3 separate regions of the Homo sapiens genome follow, and regions 1 and 2 are each linked to region 3. The links are chromatin contacts, found by Hi-C or POLR2A ChIA-PET in ENCODE. All regions are on one chromosome and are shown on one strand. Each heading gives the region's core, a stretch centred on a gene start or an enhancer-like site at or near the end of the contact. The rest is flanking DNA. Distances are from core to core; before and after follow the strand shown. Region 1 overlaps LOC105373618 (a long non-coding RNA gene). Region 2 holds the start of RAB6C (RAB6C, member RAS oncogene family). Region 3 holds the start of SMPD4 (sphingomyelin phosphodiesterase 4).

The links. Hi-C counts contacts between places; a loop is a spot of excess contacts on that map. ChIA-PET counts read pairs that join two places held with the same protein, here RNA polymerase II (POLR2A). Pooled maps may share reads with other maps.
Region 1: a map of OCI-LY7 shows a loop between it and region 3 (2.6-fold over the local background). The contact joins the enhancer-like site here to the promoter of SMPD4 in region 3. A Hi-C loop is called at or near these places in 2 of 168 maps with a recorded cell type or tissue (OCI-LY7 and chondrocyte), 6 of 37 single-sample maps with no recorded cell type and 13 of 50 pooled maps. POLR2A ChIA-PET finds 5 or more read pairs at or near these places in 3 of 52 experiments (Panc1, activated B cell and activated T-cell).
Region 2: a loop to region 3 is called in a pooled map, with 3 times the contacts of the local background. The contact joins the promoter of RAB6C here to the promoter of SMPD4 in region 3. A Hi-C loop is called at or near these places in 1 of 50 pooled maps. POLR2A ChIA-PET finds 5 or more read pairs at or near these places in 2 of 52 experiments (H1 and activated CD4-positive, alpha-beta T cell).

Annotation. Positions count from the first base shown.
Region 1 is chr2:130,389,960-130,392,802 of GRCh38, forward strand. LOC105373618 (a long non-coding RNA gene) reads left to right here. Exons shown (of 2, transcript XR_923330.4): 1 at 1-2,353. Among named protein-coding and RNA genes, the nearest start is that of PTPN18, 35 kb to the left of the region's middle. RefSeq lists a silencer at 1,407-1,476. Within about 2 kb of position 1,337, at least 32 of the 41 ENCODE cell types and tissues checked have a DNase peak (open chromatin) inside an H3K27ac peak, as active enhancers do; they include OCI-LY7, where a contact is called at or near this core.
Region 2 is chr2:129,978,012-129,981,084 of GRCh38, forward strand. RAB6C (RAB6C, member RAS oncogene family) reads left to right here and starts at 1,655. Exons shown (of 1, transcript NM_032144.3): 1 at 1,655-3,073. The coding sequence starts at 2,105. The coding sequence ends at 2,869. It overlaps RAB6C-AS1 (RAB6C antisense RNA 1), which reads right to left and starts at 2,461. Exons shown (of 6, transcript NR_036537.1): 1 at 2,273-2,461; 2 at 2,026-2,158; 3 at 937-1,080.
Region 3 is chr2:130,180,203-130,183,101 of GRCh38, forward strand. It overlaps SMPD4 (sphingomyelin phosphodiesterase 4), which reads right to left and starts at 1,400. Exons shown (of 20, transcript NM_017951.5): 1 at 1,328-1,400. MZT2B (mitotic spindle organizing protein 2B) reads left to right here and starts at 2,060. Exons shown (of 3, transcript NM_025029.5): 1 at 2,060-2,250; 2 at 2,425-2,573. The coding sequence starts at 2,081. RefSeq lists an enhancer at 312-1,108 and silencers at 1,156-1,295, 1,806-2,315.

The sequences.
Region 1 (2,843 bases), core at 87-2,586, 210 kb after region 3:
GCGGCTCTTTTGGGAAGAGTTTAACACTTGCTTGGCTCGTGTGGGGTGGTTAGCTGGGTGGATCACTTCCACCTCTGAAGGCTCAAGCCCTGCTAAGGAGCCCAAATCTTTCATGCTTTTAAAGCCTTTTACTTAGGAGGAAAAAATGCTAGAAGATGAGCTAACCTGGTACTTTAGAATCACTTCAGTTGTAACTGGGATCTTTCTCCAAGCCCAAGATGTGAGTGTTCCCATATCTCAGTCCCAGAAGCCCCAATAGTGGACTGCATACTTTCTGCCCAAATGACAAGCTCCCATCGACTGAGCGTCATCATAGTTTAACCTGTGTTTAAAAGCAGATTCTTTGCCAGGCATTCTAGGGCACTGAAAAACTGTGATGAGCAATGCAGACTACCTACCTGGAGTGCATTGCAGTTTCTGGGGTCACTGGTGACCCAGGCCCTCACAGTGTCCTCCCACCCAGCCACCCCCACTTGCTGACATACCTCCCACCCACCCGGCAGCAACCGTGCCAGCCTCAGATGGGAATCGAGGGTGTGCCCATCAGGGCTGCCCACTTTTCTTGCAGCTGAGAGGAGTCAAGTGACTTAGTTCTGGTCTCCTAGGGAAGTGGTTTCTTCCACACAAGACAGGCTTGCAAGGCGGCCTGTGTTCCTTCTACTTCCTGGTGGAGTGCAGCCATCTGCGGCCATGAAACAACCAGTCTCAGGACAAGATGGCTTCCAGCTGCTCCCTGCCAAGCAGGAAGAAGGAAACACACAAGGTGCTGGTGGCCTTGGGCAGCTGAACACACCCAGGGATGTCTGCTTCCAGCTTCCTTGTTTAGGGCGGCTGAGTGGCTGGGGGAGCTACACAGACCTGCGGGGGTTTAGGGCTGCAGCCAATGCGCCCTGGCTGGGGTCTCCCTTCGGACCCACACCCACCCTGGCCACCTGCCTGAAACCCAGGAGGTTGGCTGGGGAACCTCCAGGGTGTACAGTTACACGCTGTACTCTGGGGTGGCGGACAGGGGGTCACTTGCACTCTGTCCCCAGGGTACCCGTGCAGTCCCTGCCCTTCCGGCCCGCGGTGGGAGTGTGCTGCAGCCTCGGGCGCTGATCTGCAGCCTGTCACCTGCGCCAACGCCCCTTAACGCCCTTCTTCTCATCCCCATTTTCCGGTGCCCACCAGTCCCCTCGTGCTGACAGACGACTCAGCGTGTCTCCCCAGAGCTGCTCTGCGAACTGCACCCGTGGAGGAGCCCATACTTTCTGAACAGCCGCTTTGATCTACTTAAGCACTGCCGTGTTTTCATAGCTATGGCCCAGCTATATCATAGGACATATATCCTATGTCATAGCATAGCGGTGACAGCAGCAGGCGGCGTTGGGGCGGGGCGGGGCCAGAGTGACAGGCAGCCCTGCGGGCCCCTGGCCCCTCCCCACAGCCCCTGAGACTTGTGCGGCCCGCAGGAATCTTCTGGCGGCCACCCGGTTCGCCGGCAGCACTGTATCAGTTTCTACATGGCTCCTCTCCCAGCCCCTTACGTGGCTTATTTCGTGTCAATTCTAGGGAGGTTCTACCGTTTCCGTTCGCCGGGGGTCTGGAACGCGCACGGGCCCTGGGCGAGCCTCCCTGAGCGCCGCCACGTCCGCCTTCGTCGTCCTCCCAACCGGACCCCGCACCCCCGCCCTCCCTAGCGCTGTGCTGGACGCTTCTCTGTGAGGAGAGTCCCTCGCCCCTTCTTCAGATTTGGGAATGGACTCTCGGGCACCTGAAGCGCCTGCTCAGGATCAGGCCGGCACCTGGACATGAATCCCAAACAGAAAGCCTGAGCCCTGCCTGGCGCTTTCGCGGCTGCTGGCACGGCTGCGCAGAAACGCCAGCGTCCCTGGACCGAGCGCGGGGAGGGGCAGGCTTCCAGCAGCGCTGTCCACTGGGAAGAAGACACAACCCACATTTTTAGATTTTCCAGTTTCCACGTTGAAAAAGCAAAAAGACATGAGATTGATTTGTGACCCAGTGTATCAAAAATATTATTTAACCGATTAATCAATATGAACAATTGTTCATTAGATATTTTACTTGTTTTTAGGACTACGTTTTCAAAATCCGGTGAGAATTTTATACTCACAGCACATCTCAGCGCTGCAGCTCACGCAGGGGCGCCTCCAGCGTCAGGCTTTCTGGGCTCCTGGCTGCGTGCTGCTGGGCACGTTGCTTAATATGGCAAAGTCCCCATTTTTCTCATCCAGAAAACGGAGATCAAAGTACAGGTGCCAATTTCATAGGACTACAGTGAAGATCAAATGAGAGAGCTCAGCCAAGAATATAAGACCCATGCATGGTCTGTGGAAGTCTCGTGGTCTTTAAGGTAATTTGCATGATTTGGGGATTCTGAAAGATTTTGGAGTCAGGACAGATAGATTACAGCACCACTCTGCCACTCACCAATCACTTATTAGGCTGGTCACCTCCTCTAGCCTGGCCCTTCCATCTGCACAGCCTTTGCCCCTGGGCAGTGAGCCTTGGGTCTCCTTCCCAGCCGTGGCTCACGCCTGTAATCCTAGCACTTTGGAAGGCAGGGGCGGATGGATCACATGAAGTCAGGAGTTGGAGACCAGCCTGATCAATATGGTGAAACCCCGTCTCTATTAAAAATACAAAAATTAGCCGGGCATGGTGGCATGTGCCTATAGTCCTAGCTACTTGGGAGGCTGAGGCAGGAGAATCGCTTGAACCTGGGAGGCAGAGGTTGCAGTGAGCTGAGATGGCGCCACTGCACTCAAGCCTGGATAACAGAGCGAGACTTTGTCTCAAAAAAAAAGAGAATCGTCTAGAAGGGTTTTAAAACACCCGTGTCA
Region 2 (3,073 bases), core at 405-2,904, 200 kb before region 3:
AGGGTTTTGCTCTGTCGCTCAGGCTGGAGTGCAGAGGCATGATCTTGGCTCACTGTAACTTCTGCCTCCCAGATTCAAGCATCTCTCGCCTCAGCCTTGGGAGTAGCTGGGGACTACAGGTGTGTGTGGGTGAGTCTGGGTGTGTGTGGGTGAGTGCAGGTGTATCTGGGTGTAGGTGGGTGAGTATGGGTGTGTGTCTGCGTGTAGGTGGGTGAGTATGGGTGTGCAGGTGCGTGTGAGTATGTGTTTACATTGTGGTATGTGTCTGTTGGGTGCCGCCATTAGGGATTTGGAAGAGTGAGGACCATAAACTTGTAAACATTTCTACATGCCTGGTCCATAAGAAGTGTACCAAGCATGATCAAAAGTAACTAAACCAAGTAAACAAATTAGACATTAATTAAACTTAATGCTGGGCAGGAAAGAAGTATTCAAGGCCAGGTAAAATGAAGAAATATAACCAAATAAATGAAATTTTAAAATTAGTAGAATGAGACAGAAATACTTTTTAAAGTTTTTAATTTCTGATGAATATCAGTATATAAAACTAACAATTATATGGCCGTTAATTGACTAAAAACAGTACTTTAGATTTCAGCTAGTGAAACAGCCATATATGATCTTCTAATTCCATTTTTATGTCTCAAGAATGACTTGTTTAAATAATTTTTTTTGAATTGTTACATTTTCATCTTGAAAGAGCTTCACAAAACTTACATGAGAATCTGGATTGTCATAAGAGGTCTGAGTTTTTAATGGTATGTTCGTATTTCTGTTATGTACATCGATGTCAAACATTCATTTCCTGAGCTGTTCTCCAGAACACAATTTGACTTGTAATGAACACTCAATAAATGGTTGCTTGGATAATCAAATCAACACCTTAGTTTCATCAATTTTCATTTCATATAAAAGTGACTGATCTTCCATACTCACCAATGAAACAGAGAGAGATGAGGGAGGGATAGCAGTGGAGACTAAGAGGATGACAAGCAGACCTCATTTTGCAGTGGATATCCTACACTCTCCACTTCTGAATGCTTGGAAACACTTGCCATACTCAAAAAACATTGCTATTTCCTAGGCAGAAAATGGGAGTTAAAGAAAATCCATATTTCTATATTACAATAACTTACACTATAATACATGGACGACATACATTTCTAAGCTCTTCAGTTCATAGAAAATGTAGATACATTTAGGTGAGCAAGATGCAGGAGAAGGGTTAATAATCAGGCTGAGTGTGATTGTGAGATTCAGTCTAATACAAGTCTTGGGTAATTGTATCAGTTGACATTTCTGTTCAAATGCAAGGTGGGAGAGTTTTGCAGGAGCTACTGAAACTTCCTGCCTGATGTTAGGAGAGATGTTGGTCCATGTGATTAGGCCAGATGTGTTTGCTTAATTGTGGCTTAGAAAAGTTAGGTTTCTGACCTCTCACAGAGACGGGGAGATAGGGACGTTAAATTTTATAACATTTCTATTTAATATATATTTAATAATACATAATAAAGTTTTTAAAATGTCAATTTTGTCCTTTTTCTAGTTTGCATTATTTTGTTTTCACCGCACCATTGTTTTTAGTACATATGTTTTGTGTATTTAAAAAACTGTGTTGAGGCGCCCTGGCTCGCCCTGCGCCAGAGGCTCGCGCACTCAGCAGGTTGGGCTGCGGCGGCGGCGGCTGGGGAAGCCGAAGCGCCGCGCGTGAGAGATCCCGGATACATCTGCGGTTTGGGCTCCGCCACCCTCCGTCTCTCTCCCGCAGGTCTCTGAGCCGGGTGCGGAAGGAGGGAACGGCCCTAGCCTTGGGAAGCCAAAGCACACCCCTGGCTCCTGCCGACACCGCCCTCCTTCCCTTCCCAGCCGCGGGCCTCGCTCCGTGCTCGGCTACTCTGCCGGGAGGCGGCGGCGGCTGCCAGTCTGTGGCGAGCCCTGCTGCCCTCCAGCCGGGCTCCTCCAGCCGGGCTCCTCCACCGGCCCTTGCAGGGGCGCAGAGAGCTCGGCGCCCGCCCTTCCGCTCGCCTTTTTCGTCAGCCGGCTGGAGGAGCATCGGTCCGGGAGGTCTCTGGGCTGAGGCGGCGACAGCTCCTCTAGTTCCACCATGTCCGCGGGCGGAGACTTCGGGAATCCGCTGAGGAAATTCAAGCTGGTGTTCCTGGGGGAGCAAAGCGTTGCAAAGACATCTTTGATCACCAGATTCAGGTATGACAGTTTTGACAACACCTATCAGGCAATAATTGGCATTGACTTTTTATCAAAAACTATGTACTTGGAGGATGGAACAATCGGGCTTCGGCTGTGGGATACGGCGGGTCAGGAACGTCTCCGTAGCCTCATTCCCAGGTACATCCGTGATTCTGCTGCAGCTGTAGTAGTTTACGATATCACAAATGTTAACTCATTCCAGCAAACTACAAAGTGGATTGATGATGTCAGAACAGAAAGAGGAAGTGATGTTATCATCACGCTAGTAGGAAATAGAACAGATCTTGCTGACAAGAGGCAAGTGTCAGTTGAGGAGGGAGAGAGGAAAGCCAAAGGGCTGAATGTTACGTTTATTGAAACTAGGGCAAAAGCTGGATACAATGTAAAGCAGCTCTTTCGACGTGTAGCAGCAGCTTTGCCGGGAATGGAAAGCACACAGGACGGAAGCAGAGAAGACATGAGTGACATAAAACTGGAAAAGCCTCAGGAGCAAACAGTCAGCGAAGGGGGTTGTTCCTGCTACTCTCCCATGTCATCTTCAACCCTTCCTCAGAAGCCCCCTTACTCTTTCATTGACTGCAGTGTGAATATTGGCTTGAACCTTTTCCCTTCATTAATAACGTTTTGCAATTCATCATTGCTGCCTGTCTCGTGGAGGTGATCTATTAGCTTCACAAGCACAAAAAAAGTCAGCGTCTTCATTATTTATATTTTACAAAAAGCCAAATTATTTCAGCATATTCCGGTGATAACTTTAAAAATTAGATACATTTTCTTAACATTTTTTTCTTTTTTAATGTTATGATAATGTACTTCAAAATGATGGAAATCTCAACAGTATGAGTATGGCTTGGTTAACGAGCAG
Region 3 (2,899 bases), core at 150-2,649:
TCCGCCCGCCTCAGCCTCCCAAAGTGCTAGGATTACAAGCGTGAGCCACTGCGCCCGGCCAGCTTTCTCTTTTTCTTTTTTCAGACGGAGTCTCGCTCTGGGCTCTGTCGCACAGGCTGGAGTGCAGTGGCGCGATCTCAGCTCACTGCAACCTCCGCCTCGCGGGTGCAAGCAATTCTCTTACTCAGCCTCCCAAGTGGCTGGGATTACAGGCGCCCGCTACCACGCCCGGCTAATTTTTGTATTTTTTACTAGAGACGAGGTTTCACCATCTTGGCCAGGCTGGTCTTGAACTCCTGACCTCGTGATCCACCCGCCTGGGCCTCCCAAAGTGCTGGGATTACAGGCGTGAGTCACCGCTCCCGGCCTCAATTCTTAACCTAGCTATCAACTGCAGTGTTAAAGAAAAACGCCTCAGTCCTAAGGCACTTGGTCAAGAAAACGCTGCACTACTACAAAATGATCAAAGCAGCATTAAACTGTGGACTGTTCGGTAAGTGCGGAGCTCTAGAGACGATGAAGGGGAGAGCATCTCTGCTCAGAAGAAGCTTTCATGGGCAGCGACTGAAAGAATGAGGCCCAGAGGAATTTCTAGGAAATTTCCAAGAAAGGAAATTCAAACCCGAGAATTCCCAAGAGGTGTCTCCCACACCCCTGTTATCTGACTCTGCCATGGCCACCCTCCCCCGTCACAGGTCTCTGCGTGCCATGCACCTAGAGTCCACTTCATGGCGACTCTCCAACACCTATTTTCTCCAGGAGCTGCTTCGGACCCCGTTTGTTTTTTGTTTTGTTTTGTTTTTCTGACAGCGACAGCCCTTGGGCAACGCTAATCATTCCAAGCAAATTCTGTCATGCCAAGACCTCCCTTAACAGCACGCGCCCACTTGTTCCCAACTCTCCTGCCAATTGGGCTTCGGGAGCCTCCAAAACCAAGGCTCGGAGATGTGGAGCACACAGGGGAAGGGTCGAGCTGGGACCCACACCCGGCTCTTACACCCACACCGCCTGTTGAGCCCAAGGCTCAACTTCAACACAAAGCTCTCCTTCCCTCAATTCCTTCAACGAAGGTTAACCTTCAGCGAACACCTACCGGACCGGGACAGAGTGTACGAGCCGCGCGGGAAGGTGGCACAAAGGCATGGCCCAGAGGGGTGGCAGAAGACTCAACCGGGGCCCTCCACTCCCCAGCCTGCCCTGCCTGGGCAGAGCCGGCTGGCCGGCCCGAGTCCTGGGGCTCGCGGAGGAACGGAGATGGCCTCCGCAGGGGCTCGGGGAAGCCCCCAGGGCGCCGGACCGTCTCAGGCGCGCATCCCGCGCCACTCACCTGTGGGATCCATAGCGTCGCTCGCCTCAGAGATGGAAGCCGCCATTCCGCCACGGCGCCGAAAGTCGTCATCAAGCTGCGCGCAGAGCCACGCCCCGCGGCCGGGCGGGAAAAGCGCTTCCACCTCTTTGGGCCGTTACCTCAAAAGGCGCGTGCGCAAAGCGAAGGCCGGCCGGGCGGGGAAGAGAAATGGCGAGGCAGGAGTGCGGGGGAGGGAGTGGTCCTTAGCTGAATGCGCCTGCGTTGTGGCGGCCTCCGGCGCCCCAAGGTACTTTCTCCCCAGCAAGGAATCCGCGTGCGCGTAAGCAGTATTGTTGATTAGTGCCCCCCCCTTCCCCCCGCCCGCCCCGAAAAGCGACCCCTAGTGGTGCACCGGTGCGGACCAGAAAATTGCACGCTTTCTTGAAAGAGGCATTTACCGAGCGCCCAATGTATGCCTGGCACTGGGCTGGGTGCTGCCACCTAAGCGAGCACGACCAATGCAGTCTATCAGGGAGGCCCAGATCGCCAAGCAGCGGACCCCTGCGGTCCGCCATGCCACTCCCGGCTCCTAGAGCGCCGCTCAGCACACCGTGAGCGCCCAATAACTGTTGGGCTTCAATGACGCCGCGGAGGCGGCCCCGTCCCCGCGCTCCCGCCCCTCCCGCCAGGGCAGCCCGGGAGGCCAGACGTTGACGCTGCAGGGAGAGGGTGGTGGGCGCAGCCGCTAGGGGGCGCGGCGGGGCGGAGCGCACCTTTCCGCGGGCCGCGGGGATGGCGGCGCAGGGCGTAGGGCCTGGGCCGGGGTCGGCGGCGCCCCCGGGGCTGGAGGCGGCCCGGCAGAAGCTGGCGCTGCGGCGGAAGAAGGTGCTGAGCACCGAGGAGATGGAGCTGTACGAGCTGGCGCAGGCGGCGGGCGGCGCTATCGACCCCGACGTGTTCAAGTGAGCGGGGCGGGTGGGGGCCGCATGCTAGCCAGACACCCCCCGACCTCTGCTTTCCGGGTACGCCCGGCCCGCTGGTCGGGAGGAGCCCCCGCCCCCGTCCTTGTCGGGTCTTCAGGGAGGTGGCCGCGCCGGGCGGAGAGGGCTCACCGGCCCCGCGTCTGTCCCCGCCAGGATCCTGGTGGACCTGCTGAAGCTGAACGTGGCCCCCCTCGCCGTCTTCCAGATGCTCAAGTCCATGTGTGCCGGGCAGAGGCTAGCGAGCGAGCCCCAGGACCCTGCGGCCGTGTCTCTGCCCACGTCGAGCGTGCCCGAGACCCGAGGTCAGAGCTGGGCCCGCTGTCCCTGCCCCAGTGGCGGGGGTGGCGGGCGGGGAGGGGGCAGGCGCGGCACAGCGGCGGCGTGGCCCTGAGTGGCCAGGCCTGTCTGTCGGTCTAGGCCCAGCACCTGCAGGGCCCATCCGTGGGCTCTGCTCCTGGGCTTCGCTGCCAGCCTTAGGAGGCACGTCCAGGTCAGGTGGACGCAGAGTGCGTACCCCAGGGTGGTCCAGGCTGGGTAGGGCTCCTCCGCTTAGCTCCCCTCCACCTCTTCACTCAGGCCTTCATCCTACAACGTCGGGAATCAAGACAGTTTGGGGCTGGGCGCCCTG